Linked DNA regions of Homo sapiens: region 1 is linked to region 2. A link is a loop called in an ENCODE intact Hi-C map of the cell type or tissue named here. Cell type or tissue: Calu3. All regions are shown on one strand. Each heading gives the region's core, and the rest is flanking DNA. Links, peaks and the distances in the headings are about the cores only. Region 1 holds the start of ACTL6A (actin like 6A). Region 2 overlaps ZMAT3 (zinc finger matrin-type 3).

The links. Peaks named below come from ENCODE experiments on the same cell type or tissue, not always from the same donor. Only the 100,000 strongest peaks of a DNase experiment are listed, where the experiment ranks them.
Region 1: it touches region 2 in a loop (8-fold over the local background); 34 of 110 quality-filtered maps call a loop at or near these places.

The regions. Positions count from the first base shown.
Region 1 is chr3:179,555,123-179,563,984 of GRCh38, reverse strand. It overlaps ACTL6A (actin like 6A), which reads right to left and starts at 1,059. Exons shown (of 14, transcript NM_004301.5): 1 at 868-1,059. The coding sequence starts at 892. RefSeq lists silencers at 968-1,197, 4,890-5,184. In Calu3, for the core only: a CTCF peak has its summit at 5,026; DNase peaks (open chromatin) are centred at 1,204 and 5,034.
Region 2 is chr3:179,011,468-179,020,329 of GRCh38, reverse strand. It overlaps ZMAT3 (zinc finger matrin-type 3), which reads left to right. Exons shown (of 6, transcript NM_022470.4): 6 at 1-3,107. Among named protein-coding and RNA genes, the nearest start is that of ZMAT3, 56 kb to the left of the region's middle. RefSeq lists an enhancer at 2,923-3,032. In Calu3, for the core only: a CTCF peak has its summit at 4,657 (motif pointing left); a DNase peak (open chromatin) is centred at 4,619.

The DNA.
Region 1 (8,862 bases), core at 491-8,490, 540 kb before region 2:
AATTATTCCATAAATGAGGCCTGAAGTTGGAAAGTTACATAAACTGCCCAAGACCAAAGCGCTTAATAAAGAGTGAGGTGGATATTTCAACCCAGGTCTGTAACCCCCGGCACCTGGTAATCTTCCTACCACACCACAGTCTAATCAAAGAAAGTGAAAAAATAACACGCCTAGGACCCCCAGCAAACTTTCTGGGCATCCTTAAATTACACGTGCTCCTGAATTGATCTCAAACAGACCCGCCCACGAGTCACTCTGGAGACTCCGCAGCCAAAAAACAGGCAAGAGTTACTGAAAGGTGAGGCAGCTCGCGCATGGGGCGCAGACGGGGAGGAGGCAGTACCCTAAGTGGCCGCCGCTTCCCTAGTCAGTTCTACGGCTTGAGGCTCGCTTTGCCACCTATGGGACACTCTGGGAACCCTCCGTCCACGCTTGCAAACCGCCGGGACCTTCCAAGTTTAGGCGGGCGCACACGCGTCCCGACACAGCTGAGTCCAGGAGGCACTCGGGGAGATGCGACCCTGGGGCGGTCACCCAAGCCGGGGCCCGGCGGCCGGCTAGACTGAGCCTCCCGCCCAGCCCCGAGGCTCCCTAGAGAACCGAGCGCGCACCCCAAAACCCTGCTCCTCCGGGGACAGAGGCAGGAAGAGGCCACAGAGAGCCGCCACTTCAGGGAGCCCGAGGAGCACGGCGAGCCGGGTGGGCTCCGGGGGCGGGCAGAGCGTGGGGCGGGGACGGGGCGGGGAGGCCGGGGTCCCGAGAGGGGGAGACCGGAAGGGAACGCCGGGGAGGGGAGGGCTGGGAGCGGCGGTTACAAACCCCACACGCCGAAAAGGCGCGCTCTCTCGTCCGGCCGCACTCACTCACCTCCCCCGTACACGCCGCCGCTCATGGCTGCTGCCGGCGCGACTCCTACCCTAAGGGCTAACTGGCGAAGTGACTGCAGTGGCCGCGACTGCGAGTCTCGAGGAGCGATAGCCCCTGACTCCCTTAACTTCCACCGCCACCCACCTCAGGCAACAAAGCGGCGTCCACACACCCCGGAGCTCAGCCACACTTGCTGGCTCCTCCTATCAGCCAATCACTAGGGTCCAGGCCTAAGTCTAGCCAATCAGAATGCGGCTGCGCCGCATCCCCGCCGCGGCCCAGCAGGTTTAGCCAATCGAAGGCAGCCATGGGGGCGGGAAAGAGGAAAGCGACAGCAGGACAGAAGGAGTTGGGTTGCGGAGCTGGAGGGGGCGGAGCTTCCCGGGTGGGCGAGGGAATGGGCGGAGGCAGTGGGAGAAGAAGGAGGAAGGCTGGAAGAAGCATGGGGGCGGGACTAGGAGGTGCGTCTGGGCGCTGAGGAGCGGCGGGAACCCGGGTAGGGGAAGGTAGACCCCTGGAAATTGAACGGGTGTCTCCACGCCGAGATTCCTGTCCAGTGACTGTGGGGAATGCGGATTTCTTTCTTTTTTTCTTCAGAAAAAGTATTTTAAACTAACTTTTATGTTGAAAAAGTAAAAATTTTGCGCTCCACTTTGGGATAGGGGAATCAGTAAATCAGACAAATTGATAGGATCTTGCAGTTTTTAAAATGGTTATTAATAAGTAAAAGAAGAATGAAATTATGCGGTATCCCAGCTAAACCTAGGTAGCGCTTTAAAAACTATTAAAAAACTTACTCATTTCTTTAAAAAAAAAAAAAAATTTCAGGCCGGGCGTGGTGGCTCATGCGTGTAATCCGAGCACTTTGGTAGGCCGAGGCGGGCAGATCACAAGGTCAGGAGTTCGAGACCAGCCTAGGCAACACAGTGAAACCCTGTGTCTACTAAAAATGAGAAAAGTAGCCGGGCCTGTAGTCCCAGCTACGCAGGAGGCTGAGGCAGGAGAGTCGCTTGAACCCGGGAGGCAGAGGTTGCAGTGAGCCGAGATTGCGCCACTGCACTCCAGCCTGGGCGACAGAGCAAGACTCTGTCTCAAAAAAAAAAAAAATCAATTTCTTTTATCCTGTGAGAGGTATTTAAAACAGCTAATCAATCTTCATTCAAGCAAGCACCCAATCCTAAATAGGCATCCCAAAAACAGCCTTAGTCCCCTATTTCTACCAGCCTAGTCCAGATCACCTTCCTTTATCCCCAGATTACTGCAACAACTTGTTGCTGTGTCCCTTTGCCACTCTTGATCAAGGGAGCTTCATCTGTGAAAACGCCCAAACCCGATCAGGACACTCCAGCGCTCAAACCCTTAAGATTGCTGCCTATCCTTGTAATTGATCCTTGTCTAGAGTCTAGACATGCAGTGCCTACTTTTAACCTTAGAAACGATTGACTAAAACCCCATCAGTCTCAGTGGCAGAGGGTGGCAGAAAGTGATGAGGCAGTAGGGTGGGAAAAAAGGCTAGCGGGAAAACTCTTTCCCATTCACTTGACAATATAATCACAGTGTATCTGACCATTTAGAAAAGCCCTATTAACCCAGTGAGATAATGCAGATGTGTGTCAGCACACTATGGCACTAGGGCCAAATCCAGTCTTTTGTGTGTGGGGTGGGGAGGGGAGGTGGGGAAAAGGGGAAGCAGGTGGGAAGACTGCCTTTTTTTTTTTTTTTTTTTGGCCTTGAGCTAAGAATGATTATTTCTGTTTTTAAATTATTATTTAAAATATTTTAAAGAATAATATGTGACAGGTTGGGCATGGTGGCTCACAGCTGTAATCCTAGCACTTTGGGAGGTCCAAGCAGGAGGATCGCTTGAGGCCAGGAGTTCAAGACCAGCCTGGGCAACACAGGGAGACCCCCGTCTCTACAAAAAATTTTAAAATTATCTGGGTATGGTGGTGCATGCCCCCTAGCTACTCTGGAGGCTAGGGTGAGAGGATTGCTTGAGCCTGGGAGTTCAAAGCTTCAGTGAGTCGTGATCTCCCCACTGCACTCCAGCCTGGGTGACAAAGCAAGTCCCTGAAAAAAAAAAAAAAAAAGAAAAAAAGAAAACAAAAGAAAGAAGGAGAGAGATGTGAAAACTATGTGAAATTCACACTTCAGTGACCTTAAACTAAGTTTTATTAGGACACAGCCCACACTTACTCATTTATGACTATTTTGCTCTGTAAGGGTAGAGTTGAGTAGTTGGGAGACAGAGACTATGTGTCCCACTCAGCTGGAGAATACATTTATTACTGGACCCTTTACAAGAAGAGTTTGCAGACCTGAGCTAACACATGTAATATAACCAGCATAGCGTGCATAAGTACCCTATGTTAACTGTTGTCCCCATTATTATAGCTGTCACTGTAGCTGCATATCAAATCCCCAAAATATTTCTTCTTCCAATCTATGTTTTTATGATGTCTTTGACTAGTAGCTGAAGAGTATAAAATATTGAGATGTTTTCTAATAATTAAATATTGAAGAGATGCTATTTGTGAGTTTATAATACACAGTTATCCATTTAAATCAATGTAGCATTTAAATGCCAAATAATTTATATACAGCAAATTAACTAGATTTTGATATCGCTGAACATTGATATCTCTCTTCAATACTATCTCCAACATCTCTCATGTTTGAAGATAATATATCCTAGAAGTAAAATACCTATCTAGTCTAAAAGAGAGTAAAATATTTGTTCCACTTGTTCAGCATTTATCTTAAAACAAAACAGTTCAAGAGGGTTGATGATGAGGACCACGCCCTCTAGCCTCTGGAAAGCCTGAGATGGGACTGTCTCCTCCCCAGATTTAAAACTGTCCTGCACCGTGTGCAGAGTAACCAAACTGTGCAGGAGAATTGTAAATCTGACAGCACAAAGAAGATGGAAGTGACACTCAGATGATTTTGCTTAAAGTCAGGTTTTGCTCCATTTGATAATTTGGAAAAATACTAGAAAACAGATCATTTGTTTGTTCATTCATTTGTAATATCAGGTTGGCTTGGAATCTCTTGATGTCCCATTGGAACCACGGCTTCATTTAATAATAAGCCATTGAAATGAATTTCAAAGGAAATAAACTTCACATTACATCTGATGTTTCAGGACAAATCACATGTTGACACAGATAAAAGTGCACACTTGTGAATCCTTTGATAAATTTTAATCAATAAAAAATGTAATAGGACACTAAGACTATTGGCCCTGAAATATTGAATTGCTGGAGCATGAGATTGTTCAGAAAGAAAACCTATTCAGCCTTCTAAAAGAACTATGTCGGTGGATGGGCATCCTCCATATTAATGACGTTATTTCCTTTGACTTAACAGTATGGCTGTTTTCTATTCTTTTTTTTTTTTTTTTTTTTTTTTTTTTTGTAAAACAGAGTCTCGCTCTATAGCCCAGGCTGGAGTGCAGTGGCATGGTCTTGGCTCACTGCAACCTCCATCTCCCAGGTTGAAGTGATTCTCCTGCCTCAGCCTCCCCAGTAGTTGGGACTACAGGCATGTGCCACCATGCCCAGCTAATTTTTGTATTTTTAGTAGAGAAGGAGTTTCACCATGTTGGCCAGGCTGGTCTTGAACTCCTGGCCTCAAGAGATCCACCTGCCTCGGCCTCCCAATCTTCAATTCTTAGGAAAACTAGTTGAAAGTACATTAAAACAAAAGTACTAACCCAGCAAAATCTGCTTTATGAAATATAAAATATATGAGGGTTGGGGTTTTTTGAGTAGTGATATTTCTCCCCTGTTGTCTAACATGTTTTCTCTAAAGTCTTGGCTCAGCCTATATTAATGTTGTCAATAACTAGTCAGATTAAACTGCAACAACTCAAGGTTATTGTCTGTTATTTCAGTTCTCAAAGGCACAGCATATCAAAACTATCAATGCTTGCAATTTTCCCCCTGAACCAATATATCAGGTATGTCAACCTAAAAACAAAAGATGTTGAAGTAACAGGTATATAAATTTATCTAGCCCAGAGTAGGTGCTCAGTGGTTGATTCCGAATCCAGTTTACAAAAATAAAGAGGCTTTCAAAAATCATTTGTAATATCCAAGCATCAAGAATTTCTTCTGTGGCCCCAGGTGCAACAATTGGCTTTGCCACATTGGGTCGCTGGTCGTCCATTCTTGTAATGATCCACCAGGACTTGTGATGCTGGATCCTCTCTACTTTCTTCACCAGCCCTGTCAGCACTCAGGTTATGGAATTTCAGCAGTCATTACAAAATGTTACATATCTTATCCTCTGTCTCAGCTTTTATTAAGTTCAGCATTGAAAAAAAAATGCAACTGCTGTTTATGCAAGCTAGGAAACAAATTCAGAAAATTATCATCCGTCAGGAAGAAATGACACAAAAATTTATGTACATTTAGAATTATTTTGTTTCATGCTGCAAAATATATAAAGTTGGCAGTAGTAAAAAGCAATTTTCAAAATAGACATTTTTGTGTGTATGAGGAGTCATTGTAAGCACCATCCTTTGCGTACTGAAGTTCCAAATGTATAACACTCATCCAAGCACTACTGAGATAAAAGATAAATACCTGGTATCATATATAGGGTTTTTCAACAATAGAAATATGATTGGTAAGATTCATACATGTTTGCCATCAGAATAGTAAGAGATCTATCCATTTCAATAATGTAACCTAGATCTATAAAGAAGCAAATAAAAGTATGTTTGGTCACAGCTGGTAACTTTATAACACACTAATAGGTTTGCTATGGTATTAACAATGGTCCTGAACAGACAAGAAAGTAAAGAAAAAAAGATGAGATGCTAAATTCTCGGTGAGTTGTACGAGTCTATATTGTTATTTCATTATCTTTAAAAAAAAAAAAAAACCTCTTCTTTGTTCATTCAATATAGCTTTTGGGGAAAATCACCATGTGAGTTAGCAATGCCAACATTTAATCAACTGGTGCTGTAAAGTGACACTGTGTCACTTGGGGCCACTTTTGGGCAAATCAGGGCTTCTCATTGATCTAGGTCAGTAGCAACACCATGTTGTAAGGCTGTTACACAGCTCGAGGAGCAATACTCTCCTGAGTCCAAGGTTCTTGCTAAGGATGGCTTCTTTGGAACACTTGAAACTGCTTTGGAATAGAAAGGATTTCATCGGCCACACGATAATAATGACCACAAATTACTGAACTTTATGTGCTATCATAGGAAAGACGCTTTATATACAATATTTTCCATTAATCGACTTATCCTTCTGAGGGTTTTGGCAGAAGAGGCCCAGAGATTTACCAGCTTGCCCAACATCACAAAGCTATTGAGAGTCAGGATTTGAAACTAGAGTTGTCTGAACCTACTGAGTATGCTGTTTCTACTTCAAGATAGCTTTCTCTTTCCACTTCCATGCTTCTAGTAAACTTGAAAAACAATCATTTCAATTATATATAATATATAATAATATAATCTGTATATATTATATATGTATATACACAGACATGTATGTAAATCTAAAGGTATAAAAAGATACAGAGAACTAAGTCTTCCCTTTTACCTGTATCCCTAGCCGTCTCCTCTTCAGGGTGGTTCTATGCTTATACAACTGATTATGTAGATATATTCCCCCTTCTCTATTTTTTCTGATCCAAATGTAACTCACAATACACTAGGGATCTTTAAGAAGCATTCTCGGGCCGGGCGCGGTGGCTCACGCCTGTAATCCCAGCAGTTTGGGAGGCCGAGGCGGGTGGATCACGAGGTCAGGAGATCGAGACCATCCTGGCTAACACGGTGAAACCCCGTCTCTACTAAAAATATAAAAAATTAGCCGGGCGTGGTGGCGGGCGCCTGTAGTCCCAGCTACGCGGGAGGCTGAGGCAGGAGAATGGCGTGAACCCGGGAGGCGGAGCTTGCACTGAGCCAAGATCACGCCACTGCACTCCAGCCTGGGCGACAGAGCAAGACTCCGTCTCAAAAAAAAAAAAAAAAAAGCATTCTCGGCTGGGCACAGTGACTCACACCTGTAATCCCAGCACTTTGGAAGGCCCTGGTGGGAGAACTGCTTGAGCCCAGGAGTTCAAGGCCAGCCTGGGCAGCACAGTGAGACCCCTGTCTCTACAAAAAGTAATAAAAAAAATTAGCCAGGCTGGTGGTGTATGCATGTAGTCCCAGCTATTTAAGAGGCTGAGGTGTGAGGATTACTTGAAGCTGGGAGGTCCAGGGTGCAGTGAGCCATGATCGCATCACTGCACTCCAGCCTAGGATACAGAGAGAAACGCTGTCTCAAAAAAAAAAAAAAAAAGCATTATTCTTTTTGGAAATCAATTTTAAAATATTTACTTTGGACATTTTTATTTTAATAATTTTAAATGGTATACATACGGCTAGAAACTGAAATGACACAACAGTGAAAAACAAAGCTCCCTTTCTCCTCTTTCAATCCTCCCAATTCCTCAGTTCCTCTCCCCAAATTGAACTACTGTTACCAGTTTCTTATGTAACCTTCCAGAGATAGTCTTTTCAAATAGAAACATATATTTATATTCCTTCCCCCCATTATTGTTATTTACATAACTGAACAAGTGATTTTGTACTTGACTTTGTTTACTTAACAGTATTATCTTGGAGGTCAGTCCATGTCAACCTGTATAATTCTTATTCCTTTTAACATCAGCACAGAATTCTATTACCTGTATATGCCATGATTTATTTCACCAGTTCTCTATTGAAGAGACATTTAAGTTGTTTCTAGTCTTTTACTATTACAAAGAATGCTGTAATGACTATTCTTTTCTTTGCGCATATATGAGAGTTTTTGTGCAGGATGAATTAGCAGAAGAGACTTTGCTGGGTCACAGGGTATATACATTTTTAATTGTAATGGTCATTGCCAAATTACACAGGACTTAAACAATTTACATTTCCCCAATAATATGTTTGGGAGTACACTTTTTCCTCCAACTCTCACCAACACAGAACTTTTTTAAACTTCTGTTAAGATGGAGCTTTTATATAAGATGTTTTGTTCATTCATTAGCTGTTTAGGTAGAGCCTGTGATTTACTGTTCGTACCAACAACAGTGCACCAGATCCAAGAGTGCATTTTGGGGGGCTCTAAGACTGGATGAAAAAAGAAGCAGAATAATTTACAAGCAAAACTTCTGATCTGCTAACTTTTTGACCTTCTGCTCTAAGCCTGGCACCAGGGAAACTAGGTGAAATAAGCCATGCTTTCACTCAAGGGCTATAACAGTTCTCCCATTAATGTGAAAGTGGCTGCTAGCACATTCCAGTTGCTACTTGAAGAATGGATCCCAAATATCCACTTAGGCTGAGGCTTCCACCAATGCTTGAGAAGATGTGGGTGGTGACTACACAATTCCTTCTTCCATTTAAAGTTGTTTCTCTCCACCCTGACACATGATTAAAACAATAGTAAACAAAAGAAAAGTCATTTGCCACACCTAACATGTAGTATGCGCTACATTTCTAACCAGGGATTGGTTATAGAGTTTGTTTTGTTTTGTTGGAATGAAGGAAAAAGGCATTTCTTTTGTTCTTTTGTTTTTTGTTTTTTTTTTTTTTGAGACGGAGTCTTGCTCTGTCGCTCAGGCTGGAGTGCAGTGGCGTGATCTCTGCTCACTGCAAGCTCTGCCTCCCGGGTTCACACCATTCTCCTGCCTCAGCCTCCCGAGTAGCTGGGACTACAGGCGCCCGCCACCACGCCTGGCTAATTTTTTGTATTTTTAGTAGAGACGAAGTTTCACCATGTTAGCCAGGATGGTCTCGATCTCCTGAACTTGTGATCCGCCCACCTCAGCCTCCCAGAGTGCTGGCATTACAGGCATGAGCCATCGCGCCCAGCCCTTATTTTTTTTAAGCAGGAGGTGGAGGGAGGTGGGAAAGTTTTTTTCTTTCTTTTTTTTTTTTTTTTTTTTAGGAAAAATCTATGAGAAGCAGGGAGATTATTATTTTTATTTTCCCCCTCTTAC
Region 2 (8,862 bases), core at 517-8,516:
TTTGACTTTTTCTTCCCGTTATGAATGGGAGGAACATTTGTAAACTTCCTTTCTGGGTAGCTACCAAAAAACGTACTGGCTTATGGTCCCATGTGACCTTGTCTCCGTTAAGCCCAGAATCTGAGTGCCTTTAGCAAGTGTTAGCATTTCACAGAGAGAAGAGAGACAGAATTATTGCTATTAATCACCATTCATAAATAGGAGCTTGGAATAACAAAGGTCTGTGTGAATTCTGTTCTACGTCTTTTTTTTCCCTTTTTTAAATAAATGTCAATTTGATATCAAGTAAAACTATTGTCATTATTGATCAGAAACCATACATTCTGAAAATGAATCCAGTTTTCCCAAGCTGGCAGAAGTCAGAGATCATTTTTCACCTTGATCTGTGTTGCGTTTGTACTTAGTGAATGGCAGTGTGGTTGATTGGAAGAGCTTGACACTGATGTTTGGAAAAATTCTTTATTCTAGTGGTCATTTTCAAACTTGTCTTCTGTAGAGAGGGGAAAAATTATGTATTTGCAGCTAAAGCGAAGAGACTGGCACAATAATTATTAATTGTGTTAGTTCATTTCTATATTAAATGAAGCATCTTCACAAATCAGGTTTGAAGCCATTAAAAGCAAAATTTTCCCTAGTTTAATTAATTTAAAATTCTAAATTGCCTGACTACTTAGAATCTTAGAAACGCCCTGCTAGACTGATTTTATTATAGAAATGTTAACATGTTCCTCAACATTTTCTCAAGAAAATTTTCAGACATATATCAAAGTTGAAAAAACTTTGCAGTATAACCACTGCTAGATTCTGCCATCAACATTTGACTATACTTGTATTGCCATGTATCTGTTCATATTCTCTATCCCTCTTTTCATCCATCGATCCATCAGATTTTTTTTTTAAAGAACATTCCAAAGTAAATTTTAGGCAATACACTGCCCTAAATTCTTAGCATGGGTGTCATTAATTAAGGTTTAGTATTCGTTTAAATATCTATTTTGAAAGTGGTGTATGAAGTTGATAATCTGAGCCAATTAACATACTTTTTTTTTTTTCCTCCTGTGGACTTTTGTCTTCCAGTTTCTCTTTTTGTGTGTACTTAGGGTGAGGGAGGACAATTCCTTTCAAACACAAGTTTATTTTAGAATTGGTCATTTTTAAGTGCTTGTCATAAATTTTAAAGTTTCAATATAATTTTTCTTTTCCCCACTTCTGATAATGTATTTTTGCCAAACTATGCAGCTTCTTCAAAAAACTGTAAATTACTGATTGGGGTTTATGAAATCAGCGAATACCTCATTTCAATCTGTTGCTGCTTTTCTCCCTCTTGTCACTTCTCCTTTCACTACTTTCAGCTGCTCTACCAGAAGGTAGAGGGGAGTAAAGGGTCAAACCCCTATATAATTAGCTGTTTTAAACAACTCTAGGAGAGCAGATTAAGTAGCTTAGTAAGTTGAAACTATTAATTTTTCTAAAGAATTTGATTTGAATTCCTTGAGAATTGTAATTATCCACACTTCCTCCAGCTATAATTAGCAGAATTAAAAATGATTGTACTGTACAATGAGTTGTTGAAATTGTAAGCCTTAGTAACCATCTTTAGCTTTATTGTAGTCATGTTTAGAAAAAATTATTTTTACATATGCCTTTATTTTTATGCCCACTTTTTGTGGATAAGATTCTTTAGATAAAATCTAAAGAATTTTAAGTGACTTTCTCCAGGTCATGAAGATTCAATGGGTAGAATTGAATCAGAATTGAAATGTTCCAGATTCATATTCTTGTGTGTGTTTGATAAAATTCATGGCTTCCAAAGTAACTGAACACTTCCTTTGGGCCCTTGGAGGGAAAATCCATATTTTTACTAATTACACTTTTTTTTTTAGACATCTGGCAGTTCTTTGAACTTAAACATATTCTCATGGCCATAGTTCCAAATTAAGCCCGACGCAGTTGCTAAAAATCTTGCTGCACTGTTGAATACTAATAATGCAACATTTATTGGATGTTTTTGCATTTTGATGACCTTCATGATTCATTTATAAGTCTTTGTAAGTGCTTAAGTGACCCCCTCACTAGTGAAAATAATAAATGTTCTATATCATTTATTATTATTTGTGTATTCTCTACATGATATATTTTTTTAAGGAAGAGTAACTCCACATGTCAGAATGAGTGATATTATCCTAGGGCAAAGCGCAAATAGGGCAGTTTGTTTCTACTCTGCAAATATGGCATGTATAGGAACAAAACTCTTTTGGAGTGGCTGGTCATTGTTCTGCCCTCTTTTGGTACCTGAGTACCTTTCTGGGGTTTTGTAAATCGTGTGTCATTTGTAAGAATTTCACGTTAACTCTGCGTTACTTGGTGTTCACCTGTGGTATCCTTGACTGACCATAATGATTTAGTTTGGGTATGATGTGTCTGCTTTGAAATGCCTTACTGGAGTATGTCAGATCCTGCTTTAAAGCATTCCATATATCTGCTGGGACAATAAGTTGCTTCTCCTTGGAAATATGCTCTAGATTCAGAAGCAAAACCGATTTTGCTTTCACCATTAAGGTTGCATTTTAATGCAGTTATTGTTTTAAATTAGAGAATAAAATGTAAAACCAAGGGAGGCTTTAGAACCCTTTATTGAATGGCATGGCAAACTTTTAAAACTGCTTTTGCTATTTCACTAGAACTATCTTTGATAAAGGATATAGCTAAAAAATGTCAGCCCAAACTGTGTGTAATTAGGGTTGTTTATTAAAATTTTCTCTAAATGTCATACAGAGGCTTAAGATCTGTGTATGCTGTTGGGTCGGAGTGCCAGTCACTGCTTTGGAAGTCTGTGTTCTGGGGCTGCAGAATGACAAACGTGTCATGGGATTAAAACCAATCAACTGTGAATTGTGAAATTGAAACTACTCTTTCGGTTTTATTTTCTTTAGCATATTGAGTATAGAAATCTGAAACTTATTTAAAATTTATACTGCTTTTGTTGATGGCTCATTTTGGCTGTGTATCCTCACTTATGTACTGATTTCTGATAAAGGCTTGACATTATTATAACACGCATTTTGTGTTCCAGTTTAATAAAACGGTTTCTGAGTCTTGTCTGAAAATTGTTTGGTTATGAGTTGAAGATCAAGGGAAGAAGGTAAATTGTCATCACTGAGACGTTATTTTGATGCCGATTCTCGATGACTGTGGGTTCTCCATTCATCAGTCTGCACACAGTCTGCCATGGTCTTCTGGAAATCATGCAAGTACTGTAAGCTTTTAGGTTGGCAGTAGAATCAACCTAGCTGCCCACACTGCCCGTTCTCCCCATCACTGGAGTTAGCCTGGGACTGGAGTGAGTTCTCAATTTTGTTGGTAGATTTTAATATTTATTTTCCCTTCAAATTTTAAGAAAGTTGGCCTTAGTACCATAAACACTGCTGGAAATAAACACATTATTAAAAAGCATATACCCATTAATCTTTTGGGGGTGTTTTACATGTAAAATACTCTTACAAATATAATCAATTTATATATGCAATATAATTGAGATGTGGTCCTTTAAACAGCCTGGTTTTCTGTATACAGTGTACTTTTGAATTTAAATGCTCACTTAAAAAAGTAGATTATAGGCTGTAAGATGCTGTTATGCTTTAATTAATCAGGATGCAAGACACATACCCTTACTGTTGTGGGAAAAATTCTTCGGTCTGCACACACAAAAAATGTTTCTGAATGAAGTGAATAGATCACACTGAATTTGTGTGTTGTAAAGTACTCAAGGCATCAGCACATTTTATTAAATCATCTCCAGGAGATTCTTAGCTTTAAAAAAGCCATGATAATATGCACCAAAAAAGTCTTAAATGATTTCAGATTTTCAGCCTTTTTAAAGGCATTTCTGAGGCTCATTCATTGGCTGAAAATCTATTCAAGATCAAATGCTGGGTGTTATCCTTTATAATTTCTTAAAGGGCTGGTGATAAAGTTTCCCAATGTATGATAAATTGATATAAGATTATAAAGATCAGAAATAGATCTTTTTATGTGAGTTTTAAGATTTTTATCATCTGAGTTGAGGCTTAAACCACAACAATTCTTAGTTGTGGGATCTTCATAACTTGAAAATTAAGAATTACAAAAAGATGAAGACAGTTAACTATTGTGTAACGTGAATATTATTTTAAAGGGATCTGATTATGAGTTCTTACCAAAAAAAATCCCCTAAAAATACATTTCATGGTTTTTAATCTTCAAGTCTGTGTGTGTATGTGTGTATATATATTTAGGGGGAATGTATACTAGGAGGGAGTTTATGGAAACATGTTTAAGATGATCATATGCTAGTAATGAAGTGTGTCCAAAGGAACAGATGTAAATTTGCCACTGGAAGAAATACACTCCACCATAGGCAGTCTATAACTTATGCTTGGCATTTTGGATAAATCTTTAAGTATGTAATTAGAGCTTCAAATGTGTTTTGGCTGGAAGTTGTCCCTCTAGACAGGAACAAGATGCCTTTCATATTAGCTTCAATTTTTCATCTTTGCTGATGCCAGAGGCACCTCTCTAACCCTGTTTTCTAGAAATCCTTACTAGGTTATGGACTTTGACCAACGGTATCTAGTGCCACCTTGTGGACTGTCTAGATTTTACAGTTAGCAGTTTGTGGTTGGTGAACTAACTTTAAAGCAGGATGTTTGGTTGAAAACCACCTTGTGGAGGATATGAGTTTTTATCTGTAAATAAAACAAGTCATGCCTTTAAGAGATACTGAGGACTGTTTTTGCAGCTTAAGTCTGTAAAGGATGACAGAGTGGGAAAGTGTTGAATTGGAAATCAGGATCCATATATATGTATGGATAGATATATATGCACAGGCATGTGTGAATGTCTCATTTTTTGTGATTATTTAAAAACGTCTATTTTGTTTAAAAAAATCTGTTCTCTACATATTCGGTTATGTGAACAACAACAAACATGGAAATTAAAATAATGGTCAATGAAGGCCCCAACCAGGAAGTAAAGGACTAGAAAAATCTTTCATCAAAGAAGACTTGAAAATTTAAAAACACAATTATATACAAGGGCAAATGTTACCAAACATGGAAATCTTGCTGACATAAAAATTAAACTATAAAATATTAAAATTTTCCCAAACATAGTTTATTTTTGGGGAAAACAATATTTTCTGCTTTAATAAGCTAGCAATGAAGAAAGAGACTTTTTTAAAAAAGTAGTTTTATTAAATATTTCAAACATTCAGAAAAAGTACATACTGGGTAACTGGTCTCAGTTCTGTCACCAGTGTGTTCCCTGGCTTGTCACTTGACCTCTTGAAATTCAGATCCCCATAACTGGGGTATTAGGGGTGGATCTAGTTATTTCTTCTTTATTCCTCTCTTTCAGTACTATGGATAATTTAGAAGATTGCTGTTTTCAAAAAGAATTGTTTTTTTTTTTCGAAATACATAAGTCCTGAACTCACTCCTGAACTCCATGCTGCCATGTCCCCCCTGCCCAGCGGCAATTGATCGCGGTTAGCAGTTTCTTGAGTCTTTTCCAGATAAAGTCTATGTAACGTGAATGGAGGCATTCCATCCCTACTGTTCTGTTCATCACCTTGGGGTATGTGTGTGTGTGTGTATGTGTGTGTGTGTGTGTGTGACCTTGGCAAGCATTCCATACCAGCACATGTGGATCTATTTCATTGTTTTTCATTCTGTGGTGTTTCCTTGTATGATTTCTAAAATTTCTGTTATTGATCCTCTATTGATGGACATTTATGTAATAATAATTTAAAAAAATTAAACCCTTAAAAATAGCAAAACATATAAAATTTACCATTTTAACCATTTAGTTTACAATCATAATCACTCTCCATCTCCAGAAATTTTTTATCTTCCCAAACGGAAATTTTACTCATTAAACAATAACTCCACATTCTCTCTTCCCCAGTCCCTGGTAACCACCATTCTACTTTCTGTCTCTATGATTTTGACTACTTGAGGTACCTCATATAAGTGGAATCATATGACAATTGTCCTTTTGTGTCTGGCGTATTTCACTTGGCATAATGTCCTCAAGGTTCATCCATGTCGTAGTATGTATCAGAATTTCCTTCATTTTTAAAAATTATTTTTAATTAGGGATATATAATATTGTACGTATTTATGGGGTACATGTGTCATTTTGATACAAACATTCAATGTGTAATGATCAAATCAGGGTAATTGGGGTATCTTATCACCTCAAGCATTTATCAACTTTCCTTCCTTTTTAAGGCTGAATAATATCCCATTGCATGTATCGATGACATTTTGTTTATTCATCCACTGATGGACACTTACGTTGCTTCTACCTTTTAGCTATTGTGAATAATGCTACTGTGACCATAGGTGTACATAGCTGAAGACTTGGAAAATTATAAATTATTTTATATATGCAAAGTGTATAAAAGTTTAATTTTTTTCACTGAAGCTTTGATAATTTGAGTCTGTAAAACAAACTGACCATGGATTAACAGGAAAAAAGGCATACAGATTTATTAATGTACATATGGGCATGGGAGTCATACAAAATATGAAAAACTCAAATGTCCAGACAGCTGATGCTGTAAACCAAAAAGTATCTGAGACAGATCTCAATCAACTGAGAGTTATTTTGCCAAGGTTGATGATACACCCAGGAAAAAAAGCCACTAGCCACAATAGAATCTGTGGCCCACACTTTTTTTCCAAAGAGGATTTTGAGTGCTTCCATATTTAAAGGGGAAAACATGGGCAGGAGAGAAAAGAAGTGTAGATGAAAGAGGCAAGAAGTTGCAATCTTTTGAAGATTTCATCAGCGTTCAGTGGATCCACATTTTACATGTGAAAGGAGAGGGTAGAGGCATTTGTCTCATGCTCAGTGAATCTACGTTTTTACATAAGATAAGTAAACAGAATAGAGGAAGCAGTCAAATATGCATTTGTCTCAGGTGAGCAGAGGTATGACTTCTGGTTCTATCCTTTGTCCCGTTCTTCTGAAGATAAATTGTTTGTTATTGTCAGGGTGAAATTCAACAGAACTGTTTTAGGGTAAGGATCTTGAGGGCCCACAAAAAATTTGCTCGTGAGCAAATTGCGAGGGAGGTATGTAGGTAGTCTTTCATCTTTGTAGCTGTTGAGGAACAAAATGGGAGGCAGTTTTGTGTGACTCAGTTCTCAAGCTTGACTTTTTCCCTTAGGTATGGTGAATAGGGGGTCCCAAAATTTTATTTTCCATTCACAACTCTTTAATACTATCTTGAGGTTACAGAAAGAATAGGGGCTTGAAGCTTGTCAAGACAGGTTATGGTGGCATGAGAGGTTATGGGAAGGAGAGAAGAGGCAAGGTGTGCTGCAAAGGTGGTCTTGTTATGCAGATGATCTCACAGGTAGCAGCCCTCAGAAAGGAAAAATGGGAGGCCAGGTACGGTGGCTCATGCCTGTAATCCCAGCACTTTGGGAGACCAAGGCAAGTGGATCACCTGAGGTCAGGAGTTCGAGACCAGCCTGGACAACATGGTGAAACCCCGTCTCTACTAAAAATACAAAATTAGCTGGGTGTGGTAGCGGGTGCTTATAGTCCCAGCTACTTGGGAGGCTGAGGCAGGAGAATAGCTTGAACCCGGGAGGCGGAGGTTGCAGTGAGCTGAGAGCACACCACTGCACTCTAGCCTGGGCGACAGAGCAAGACTCCATCTCAAAAAAAAAAAAAAAAAAAAAAAAGAGATGGGAGCCTGTGGTAGATGTTTCTATAAAACCTTTAAAGGTGTCAGGCTCTCAGTTAATCTTGCCTTGTTCTGGACAAGGTGGGGCTTCAGAAAAAGCCTGTTTGCATCTGTTGTTTACTTCACTTTATTTCCTCTAGAGATGCAAATCCCCGTAAAAGACTCAGCTTTGCAGGCTGATTCTTGTGTTGCAGGCCCTCTGAATAGTCATCTCAAAATATGTCAAAGAAGTATATTTTGGAGTGAAACATTTCTTAGTTTCCTTTAGTCCCCCACTTGAAACTTTAGAACGTTTCGCTTATTAATGTTTGGGCGCAGTGGCTCATGCCTGTAATCTCAACACTTCAGGAGGCTGAGGTGGGTGGATCGCTTGAGCCCAGGAGTTTGAGATCAGCCTGGGAAATATGGCAAAAGCCCATCTCTACAGAAAAAAAAAAAATAATTAGCTAGCCATGGTGGCACGTGCCTGTAGTCCCAGCTATTCAGGAGGCTGAGGTGGGAGGATCACTTGAGCCTTGAGGGGGAGGTTGGAGGATCACTTGAGCCTTGAGGGGGAGGTTGCAGTGACCTGAGGTTGTGCCACTCTATCCTGAGTGACAGAGAGAGACCCTGTCTCAAAAAAAAAAAAAAAACACAGAAGTGTCACTTATTAAAGTAGGATTGGTAGCTATGGAGAGATTTGGGTTAGAAGTTTTGAGATAAGAGGGAGCAAAACAAATTGGGATAAGCAGAAAAGAACAAATATAAGTATGTCATGCCATATCTTCTTGAATCCGTCTCTTAGTTGTGATACTACATCAGTTAAACTGTTGTTTCCCATTGCAACAGGTGGCATTGCAGATGGGCTCTCAAAGTTAGGCCAAACATCTTTGATAAGAGACATTTCTATGAAAACAGAGAAAAATAACGTTAACATTTGGAACAGCCTATAAATTAGTTTCTTTAGAGTCTGGAGGGCAGTCAGTTGAGAAGATGGCCAGATTTGGGTTAGAAACATCTTCAGTTGAAACAGACAGGCAGTGGCAATCTGGCAGATTTTCCTGGGTTGTAGTTTTTTTTTTTTTTTTTTTTAGTTTTTGTGGGTACATAGGTGTATACATGGGGTACATGAGATATTTTGGTAC